Linked DNA regions of Homo sapiens: regions 1 and 3 are each linked to region 2. Evidence: chromatin contacts called from ENCODE Hi-C or POLR2A ChIA-PET data. All regions are on one chromosome and are shown on one strand. Each heading gives the region's core, a stretch centred on a gene start or an enhancer-like site at or near the end of the contact. The rest is flanking DNA. Distances are from core to core; before and after follow the strand shown.

Evidence for each region. Hi-C counts contacts between places; a loop is a spot of excess contacts on that map. ChIA-PET counts read pairs that join two places held with the same protein, here RNA polymerase II (POLR2A). Pooled maps may share reads with other maps.
Region 1: a loop to region 2 is called in a map of heart right ventricle, with 5 times the contacts of the local background. The contact joins the enhancer-like site here to the promoter of COX17 in region 2. A Hi-C loop is called at or near these places in 41 of 168 maps with a recorded cell type or tissue (A673, B cell, CD4-positive, alpha-beta memory T cell and 28 more), 37 of 37 single-sample maps with no recorded cell type and 44 of 50 pooled maps. POLR2A ChIA-PET finds 5 or more read pairs at or near these places in 1 of 52 experiments (Caco-2).
Region 3: a loop to region 2 is called in a pooled map, with 6 times the contacts of the local background. The contact joins the enhancer-like site here to the promoter of COX17 in region 2. A Hi-C loop is called at or near these places in 4 of 168 maps with a recorded cell type or tissue (Caco-2, Right ventricle myocardium inferior, heart left ventricle and 1 more), 13 of 37 single-sample maps with no recorded cell type and 9 of 50 pooled maps. POLR2A ChIA-PET finds 5 or more read pairs at or near these places in 4 of 52 experiments (A673, IMR-90, OCI-LY7 and 1 more).

The regions. Positions count from the first base shown.
Region 1 is chr3:119,277,895-119,280,781 of GRCh38, forward strand. All of the region lies in intron 3 of B4GALT4-AS1 (B4GALT4 antisense RNA 1), which reads left to right. Among named protein-coding and RNA genes, the nearest start is that of ARHGAP31, 15 kb to the right of the region's middle. Within about 2 kb of position 1,262, at least 11 of the 41 ENCODE cell types and tissues checked have a DNase peak (open chromatin) inside an H3K27ac peak, as active enhancers do; they include endothelial cell of umbilical vein, heart left ventricle, heart right ventricle and 1 more, where a contact is called at or near this core.
Region 2 is chr3:119,675,716-119,678,677 of GRCh38, forward strand. COX17 (cytochrome c oxidase copper chaperone COX17) reads right to left here and starts at 1,691. Exons shown (of 3, transcript NM_005694.2): 1 at 1,489-1,691. The coding sequence starts at 1,595. RefSeq lists an enhancer at 1,870-2,129.
Region 3 is chr3:119,400,209-119,403,027 of GRCh38, forward strand. It overlaps ARHGAP31 (Rho GTPase activating protein 31), which reads left to right. Exons shown (of 12, transcript NM_020754.4): 10 at 1,614-2,189. It overlaps LOC124906273 (a long non-coding RNA gene), which reads right to left. Exons shown (of 2, transcript XR_007096027.1): 2 at 1-2,389. Among named protein-coding and RNA genes, the nearest start is that of TMEM39A, 62 kb to the right of the region's middle. Within about 2 kb of position 1,408, at least 2 of the 41 ENCODE cell types and tissues checked have a DNase peak (open chromatin) inside an H3K27ac peak, as active enhancers do; they include OCI-LY7, where a contact is called at or near this core.

The DNA.
Region 1 (2,887 bases), core at 12-2,511, 400 kb before region 2:
ATTTTGATTACAAAGTGGAACCCCTTCTCCCCACTTCTACCCACCCCCCCACCACAAGCTTGGAAACATATATCCAAAAGGTAGAATGAAAAACAACAGGCCTATATTATCCAACTTACAAATGTTCACAACTTTAGGGGAGCGAATATATATCGAGGGTAATTTGTATGTTTGACCTGTTATAACTCTTGTCTCCAAACTAACTTCTGCATACTGTATTCCCGAGATGGGAATGAAAACAGGTCCTGGGATACCAGAGATGTAAGAAAAGTGTGAGCCACAATCAAAACCATTTCCCAAATAGCCCACAAAAAGCAATGTGCCCTCCGTGTTAGAAAACTGTTTTATGGCCGGATGCGGTGGCTCGGGCATGTAATCCCAGCACTTTGGGAAGCCAAGGCGGGTGGATCACCTGAGGTCAGGAGTTCGAGACCAGCCTGGCCAACATGGTGAAACCCTGCCTGTATTAAAAATACAAAAATTAGCCGGGGGCAGTGGCACGCACCTGTAGTCCCAGCTACTCGGGAGGCTGAAGCAGGAGAATCGCTTGAACCTGGGAGGCGGAGGTTGCAGTGAGCCGAGATCTCACCACTGCACTCCAGCCTGTGTGACAGAGCAAGACTCCGTCAAAAAAAAGAAAGAGAAAAAGAAAGAAAGAAAGAAGGAAGGAAGGAAGGAGAAAGAGAAAGAAAGAGAAAGAAAGAAAGAAAGAAAGAAAGAAAGAAAGAAAGAAAGAAAGAGAAAGAAAGAAAGAAAGAAAGAGAAAGAAAGAAAGAAAGAGAAAGAAAGAAAAACTGTTTTACAAGAAACAGTCTTGCCCTTTCTGAAAAATTTTCCAGGTTCTAAGCACTTATGTGTAAAGGAAATCATCTCAAACTATGTTGGAACTGGGAATGGTAAAAATAAATTAATGACAATAAAATAAACTTAAAGTCTTATAAATATATTTAACATGGGACAAGGGATCAGGATAAGGAAATGTGAAAAAGACATGAATAAACTGGATAATGATGGAGGAAATGGAAGAATCGCTCAGTGAGAAGACAATAAAAATCACTCTCATTTATGTATCAAGCTTCTACCTCGGTATAAACAAAGTGCTAGGCATTTTCATTATCTTATTTAATCCTCACAACAGTCTAACAAGGTAGATATTATCACTCCAATTTAACAGATGGGAAAACTGTGGCTCAGAGGAGTTAAGTCATGTGTCCAACCACTGGGCAAATCAGTGGCAGAGTCAGGCATGGAGCCCAGGTTGGCCTGAGTCCACAGTCTGTGTGCCCAGAGCTGGGGAGGAGCCTCTGGGGACACGAATGTTTACAAGAACCTTTACAGCACCTCCATCTCATGGACAGGACTGAGTAGGAAAACCAGGCCTGTAGGGAGGGCTGAAATGGAAGGGGAAGAGCGTACAGAGGCAGATTACTAGGCATCAAGGCCTAACAACAACTGTGTATTGGGGAAAACAATTTTGTTCAAGAGGGCTATTTATAGGGATGTTTTTCCTCAGTACTCCCTTCCCCCATCTCCTCCCTTTTGTGTTAAGAGGCGCCTGGCAGATTGGTAAAGGGTTACAGGCAGTGGACAGGAAACCATGGAACACAATGAACGGGGCGGGACAGATCCCCACCCACCTAAGAAAATCGCTGGCTCCAGTATTCAGAGACCCTGGGGGGAGACAGACTGAGCTCAGGGTTCTGCTCCTTCCCTGGTTCAGCTAGAAAGAGGCAACGTTCCCAAAGGGGTGCGAAACAGAGCAAGAGGGGGAGCAGGGCAGAATGAGGCAACAAAATATAACAAGATTATTAAAAATAAGTCAAATGGACAGTTCATTCTCTTTCCTGAGGACTGCTGTATTCTGTGAGAGATGAAGGTTTTTCTACCCAAAGACTCTGTCCAGTGTGGGAACTCCAAAGATACAGCACAAGAGGCAAGAGAAATCATCTCAAACCCAGCTGCTGAGAGGGACCCCAGAATCCAATGTGAGGTCCTTGGGACACACCCTGCCAGGCTTCTTCCCTCTGGGCCACTGGACACAAATCTTAACCCAAATGGATCCAGATTCAGACTTAAAGCCTAATGCAAGACGCTGTGCAGATTCAGGCATTGGTATAATAATAATTCCACTCACAGCACTTGGCTCTTTCAGGCCTTGTGAAGTCTCTCGTCCACATGTGACTCTAGGAAGGAAGTGTCCCGCTGCTGTTTGGCAGTGTCTAGTGCCCATGGTGGAGTGGGACAAGGGGGTCTTGTACTGCCTGGTTTGTTCATTTCTGAAACATTGAAGATTGATTTAATGCTACAACTGTGCATATGGGTCAAATGTCATTATGGTTTTTTAAACACTATAGAACACAAAAGATTTCCAAACCTCTATTTTTGAATACTATTCAATACAAAGAAATTAGCGCATAAGTAAAATATTGGTGAGGAAAAACTTATTTCTCAAATAATTTCAAATAATTTATCCTGATGTCTCATCTAATCTCTAGTCCTAACTTCTCAGCTTCTCCTCAGTCTTGCATTTTATACTATCAAAGGACATTTCCTCCTGAAATTTCTGATATGGCCCTTGATGTGTAGAGAAGTATGTATTATCATTCTCCAAAAAAAAAAAAACAGTTTTTACTCTTACCAGTCCCCAGTCTTATAAACCCGGAGAGGTTTTGGACTCTACTGTCTCCTACATCTAGTCTTTTAAATAAATGTCTGAGATTTTGAGTTAGCAGTTAGGGTCCCTGATAAATGCACGGTTACTATAAAAAATAATACTTCATTTATCATCGAGTCTTATTCTTTCTTGCTATTCACTTTACATCACCCTTTCTACCCCAAAATTGGTAGTTGATGGTAAAGTAACTGAATTATGTTCTCAGCTGGGGAA
Region 2 (2,962 bases), core at 441-2,940:
AAAGAATATTTTACTTGTAAAATTCACAAAGTAAAGACTAGGACTACACAGCTTTATTTCTAAGGCCTGAAAATGTGATTTTGCAAATAATCAAGTTAAGCCCAATTCAATTACAAGGAAAAACTGACTCCTGACTATGGATATTTGGGGAGAACCCACGTGGTCTGAGGCAATCGAGGCAAAGGGAATTTAACAAAGGGAATAGGTTCTCCTTCCATGGAAACTCTACCCATCCTTCAATAGCTCAAGAGCTGCCTGCAAATGGGAGATTGCCTGGGATAGTGAGATCATTGTGAAGATAATAGCTAGCATTCATTGATCATTTATTGCCATGTATACTGTGTTAGCCACTTGACATGGCTTGTATCATTAACCTTTACAATAATACTGGAGGGAGTTTCTTTTATTAGAGTCATTTTACAGACACATGAGGCTCAAGGTCACCAAGTTAGTGGATTAAGATTCAAACCTTGACTGTGGATCCCAGACTCTTAATCATGCTGTCATACCATTCAAGGTTCAACAGCACTTACTGTTACCACTGGAACAATTTGTTCAGACTAGTCTTTCAATCCTACCCGTATTATTTACAAAGTACTGAGGATTAATAAAAGCACTGAGCTCCTACACTCTTATTATCCCATTATACCACTAATGATTTCTTTCTTATATCTACTATCTGGGAAGACAAAAGGGGCCAGAGGAAGAGATGCACATTCACGTTATCTGAGGACGTCCTCTAATGAGATTTGCTCCACAAGAGAGGCTATATAAAATGAGAACAAATCTTTTGTGGATTGACAATCTAGATGAACTATTCTTAATACTTTGTCCCCTGCGTCGTAGACTGATTGATTTTCAACTTTTGGTTGTCTTAAAAGGGTTGAAGCGTAACTCTTCAGAACTGTAAGGAATACACTCTGTGTCCTACTGTCTCTAAATTTTGGGAGAAAGCCTTAGAAATTACCAGAAAACCTTTCCTGTTTGGTCTTAACAAATCTATCATAGCCCTTACCACGTCGTATACAAGTCACTGGTTTATGTCTCCATTAACTTTAAGCTCCTTTATATCAAGATGCATCTTTATCCATGTCTACATCTTCGGACCTAACGCAGTGCTTAACCCATAACAGATACTCAACACACATTTGTAGGAAGGAATGAGTGGTTGAAGCTTGCCGTTCTCCTCTCTCTCCATCGTTTCCCGGTACTAAGCTACGGGATAAGTCAACAGAGACCCGACCACGAAACCTACAAGGCCCAATAATTATCTCCAGAGCGCCGCAATGGGGCGGGGCGGGGCGGGGCGGGGGGGGGGGGCAGACAGGGAGGAGGAGTGGGGGAAGGGGGGAAGGAAGAGGGCAGAGGGCAGAAGGCAGAGGGCAGAGGGCAGAAGGCAGAGGGCAGAGGCCGTAGGGCAGAGGCACCGGAAGGCACAGGCCGCGGCCCGGGGCTCGTCGGCCGCGCCCTCTCCGGCTGCGCACTGACCACGCATCGCGCGCCTTCTTGGTCTCCGGGCAAGCGCAGCAGGGCTTCAGCGGCTTCTTCTCCTGAGACTCAGGCGGGGCAGGGTTTGAGTCAACCAGACCCGGCATCTTTCGCGCCAAAAGCAGCTATGAGCGGAGACAGCCAAATCTATGCCAGCCTCGGCAAACGCCGATTCGTCCGCAGTCACTTCCGGCAGTCGCTCTAAAAAGTACAGGAAGTCCTGCTTCTCTCTGACAGGTGGGGAATTTAAAAGGAGCGCGTGCGCAGAAGAGGCAAAATTCGGGCCTTAACGAGAGGGTGCCCCCTTCAGCGCATGCGCAAGGAGGCCCGCTGAACGCTCACCTGGACTGTGGTATTTACACTCTAGGACTCTAGGTCATAGAGTATTTGTTAAATCAACTTGGGGAGGGCTCACGAAGAAAGAAAGCAGCAAGACAACTGAGAGATCTCGTAACACCCGCTCCTCCCCACCCAATATCGAAACGGAAGCCCAAGATGGTGAAATGATTTGTTCAAGCCAAACAGGAGAAACCATAAGTGAAAGCCAGTTCCCTTGAATAACAGACTAGTTTCCCCCTTTTCTTTTATCCGCCTTCTTCCTGATCCCCACACACTGCAGGCCTTTCCTCTCTTTCATTGACCTATTTAAAAATGAATAGCAAGACATAGAACCACCGAGTCCACAACTATTGGGGGAATTTAAAAGGTCCTATAACCCCCTATACACCTCCTACGCACATTAAATCCTCAGCTAATTTGCATTTATAGCCCCCCTCCAACTGATCTGAATTCAGTATGAATTATTCAGTCATATATTCGTTAATATACTGATGAATAAAATTGAAAAATACCATTTCCATAGCATTTCCTCAGGTACATAGATAAACTGGTGCCCGTCTTATTCGCAATGAAATGGATATAATCATTGGATTTTTTTCCTGCAGAGTATTGTTGGAAACAGGCAATAAACTCTTTTTTATTTTATTTTATTTTATTTTTTGGAGATAGGGTCTTGCTCTGTCGCCCAGGCTGGAGTGAAGTGGCACGATCTTGGCTGACTGCAACCTCCACCTCCTGGGTTCAAGCAATTCTCCTGCCTCAGCCTCCTGAGTAGCTGGGATTACAGGTGTGCACCACCACGCCCGAGTAATTTTTGCATTTTTTAGTAGAGACGGGGTTTCGCCATGCTGGCCAGGCTGGTCTCGAACTCTGACCTCAGGTGATCCGCCCACATCAGCCTCCAAAAGTGCTAGGTTATAGGCATGAGCCACCGCGCCTGGCCAATAAAATCATTTTTTAAAGCAGGACTTGGAGGCACTGTTCAATAGCTGCAGGGTGATAGGTATTTTTAGGTACTTAAACTTTCAGCATCACCTAATCAAAGTTTGTTTCTATATTATAGATATTTAACTCAGGGAATTTACAGGCGTGTCTGTGAACTGGTGCTGTATAAGAGTAATTTCTATATGTGTAT
Region 3 (2,819 bases), core at 158-2,657, 280 kb before region 2:
ATCACTTGAGGCCAGGAGTTCGAGACCAGCCTGGCCAACATGGTGAAATCCTCTCTGTACTAAAAAAAATACAAGAAATTAGCCAGGCGTGGTGGTGCATGCCTATAATTCCAGCTACTCAGGAAGCCGAGGCACAAGAATCACTTAAACCCAGGAGGCAGAGGCTGAGGCACGAGAATCGTTTGAACCCAGGAGGCAGAGATTGCAGTGAGCTGAGATTGCGCCACTGCACTCCAGCCTGTCTCAAAAAAAAAATAATAATAATTCTAAACCTGTATAACACTCAGTGAGATCTTCTTAAGTTAACTCGATACTTTCAGCATTTTCTTACTTTTATATTCATCTATTTGCTTTGGTTTGGAAACTTCTTGGCAGTTATTGCCCAGTTTTGCAGGAGTTAATATTTCAACATATAGGTTTTTATATACATGGCATGTGAGTATTAGGTCATCTAACTGCTGAGTCTCGATGTCCTCATGTGTTAAAGATCATTACACTTCCTTACAGGGTGGTCATAAGAATTTTAAGCATACAGTTATGTAAGATGCCCAGTTTAGTGCTTAGTACCAAGTTAGAAATTATTTTCTAGATTCCTGGCAACTCGCGTATCATCTCCAAGCTTATTTACTTCCCACGTAGGCTTTTCTCTTCCTTGCCTTTATTTCTAAGTCAAGAACTTGGTCTGGGCATAGTGGCTCATGCCTGTCATCCCAGCACTTTGGGAGGCCGAGGCAGGCAGATCACCTGAGGTCAGGAGTTCAAGACCAGCCTGGCCAACATGGTGAGATCTCCTCTCTACTAAAAATACAAAAATTAGCCGGGCGCGGTGGCAGGTGCCTGTAATCCCAGCTACTCAGGAGGTTGAGGCAGGAGAATCACTTCAACCCGGGAGGTGGAGGTTGCAGTGAGCCGAGATCACGACACTGCACTCCAGCCTGGGCGACAGAGCTGTACTCCATCTCAAAAAAAAAAAAAAAAATTCACTCCTCACAACTGTGCTTTCTAACAGTTAGTTAATTTACATTTCTAGTTTCTCATCCTCTGAATCAACAGGAAGAAGCCTGAGAAAAGGTGGGGAAGGTCTAGTTGTTAATAGCATTTGTTTCCTTGCTGGGAAATCAAACCCCCCTGTCTGGGTCCATCTGCCAGAGAAAACTTAAAACAAAAAGTTTTAAAGTTCTAAAATAAGACAAGATTCTGTTTATTTTTCCTTTTTGTCTTCTTCATTTTGAGCAAACATCATCCTACCGCCTCCCATCTGTCTCTTTATTTTTTCATGGTCTACATTTAATGCCTAGTAGATGATGGCTCTGTTTAGCAACTTTAGCAGTAATCTTTTTTTGAAAACTGCTCTACCTGCAAAGTTTAAAAGTGATCTGTATGGCACAACAGCAAATGAACCTACCAAAGCATCATGCTGAAATTCTGTGCATATGAGGAAGTGCTTTCTCTTTTGTCATCCAGATGTTACCTGTCTTTATCTGGGCGGTTATGCCCCTGTTAGAATGCTGTGCCTCTCTAGTATTCAAATGTCGTGTGCCTGCCCTTACTGGAAGGCCTGCTATTGTATGTGTGCCCCGGCTGCTGACCATACACTTGTTCCTTTTTACTAGGAAAAGAAACCAAGGGAAATTTCAATCGAACAGTTACCACCGGTGGATTTTTCATTCCAGCAACAAAGATGCACTCCACCGGCACCGGCAGCTCATGTGACCTCACCAAGCAGGAGGGCGAATGGGGCCAGGAGGGGATGCCTCCCGGGGCTGAGGGTGGCTTTGATGTGAGCAGTGATCGCAGCCATCTCCAGGGCGCTCAGGCCCGGCCCCCACCGGAACAGCTGAAGGTTTTCCGGCCTGTTGAGGATCCGGAGAGCGAGCAAACAGCCCCAAAGATGTTGGGTATGTTCTACACTTCGAACGACAGCCCTAGCAAATCCGTCTTCACCAGCAGCCTCTTCCAGATGGAGCCCTCGCCGCGTAACCAGCGCAAGGCGCTGAACATCTCCGAGCCCTTTGCGGTATCTGTGCCGCTCCGCGTGTCCGCAGTCATCAGCACCAACAGCACGCCGTGCAGAACACCCCCGAAGGAGCTGCAGTCTCTTTCCAGCCTGGAAGAGTTTTCTTTTCATGGATCAGAGAGCGGAGGCTGGCCAGAAGAAGAGAAACCGCTGGGAGCTGAGACTTCTGCAGGTAAGTAGAGGAGAGAGGGTATCTTTCCGTTGCAAGAGAGAAAAACCAGACTTAAATTTGCTTGAGTTTGCAAGGCAATATAGTGCGGTGGTTAAGCCTGTGGGCTCTAGAGCCCGATTGGGTACAAATCCACGCTCTGCCATTTTACTGCGTGATCTTCAGCAGGTTAATGTAACCACTCTGTGCCTCGGTTTCTTAATCTGTAAAATGGGAATAATTATGTTAATAATACCTTTTTCATAAGTTTGTTGTAAATATTAAATTATTTAATACATATGAAGCTCTCAGAACAGTGTCTACATACAATAAGTATATAATAAATATTACCTATTATTATTTTATTTGCTCACAGAGTGAGAAGGCAGGAGAAAAACTCACAGAATGGAATGCAGAGCTGCAGAGCTGGAATTGGGGATTCAGTTCTTCCAGTCTCCTTCTCTTTCCATCCACCCATCCTTATTTCTACTTTATATTTGCAGACAACATGGCTAGCAACCCTAGCAACGAGAAAGAGCATCCCTCTCCCAATTTTCTGATATCAAATGCAGGAAGGATTCTGATTGGATCTGCCTGAGTCCCATGCCCAGCCTTGGACCAATCACTGTTTCCAGCTAATTGGGTTCTGAGATT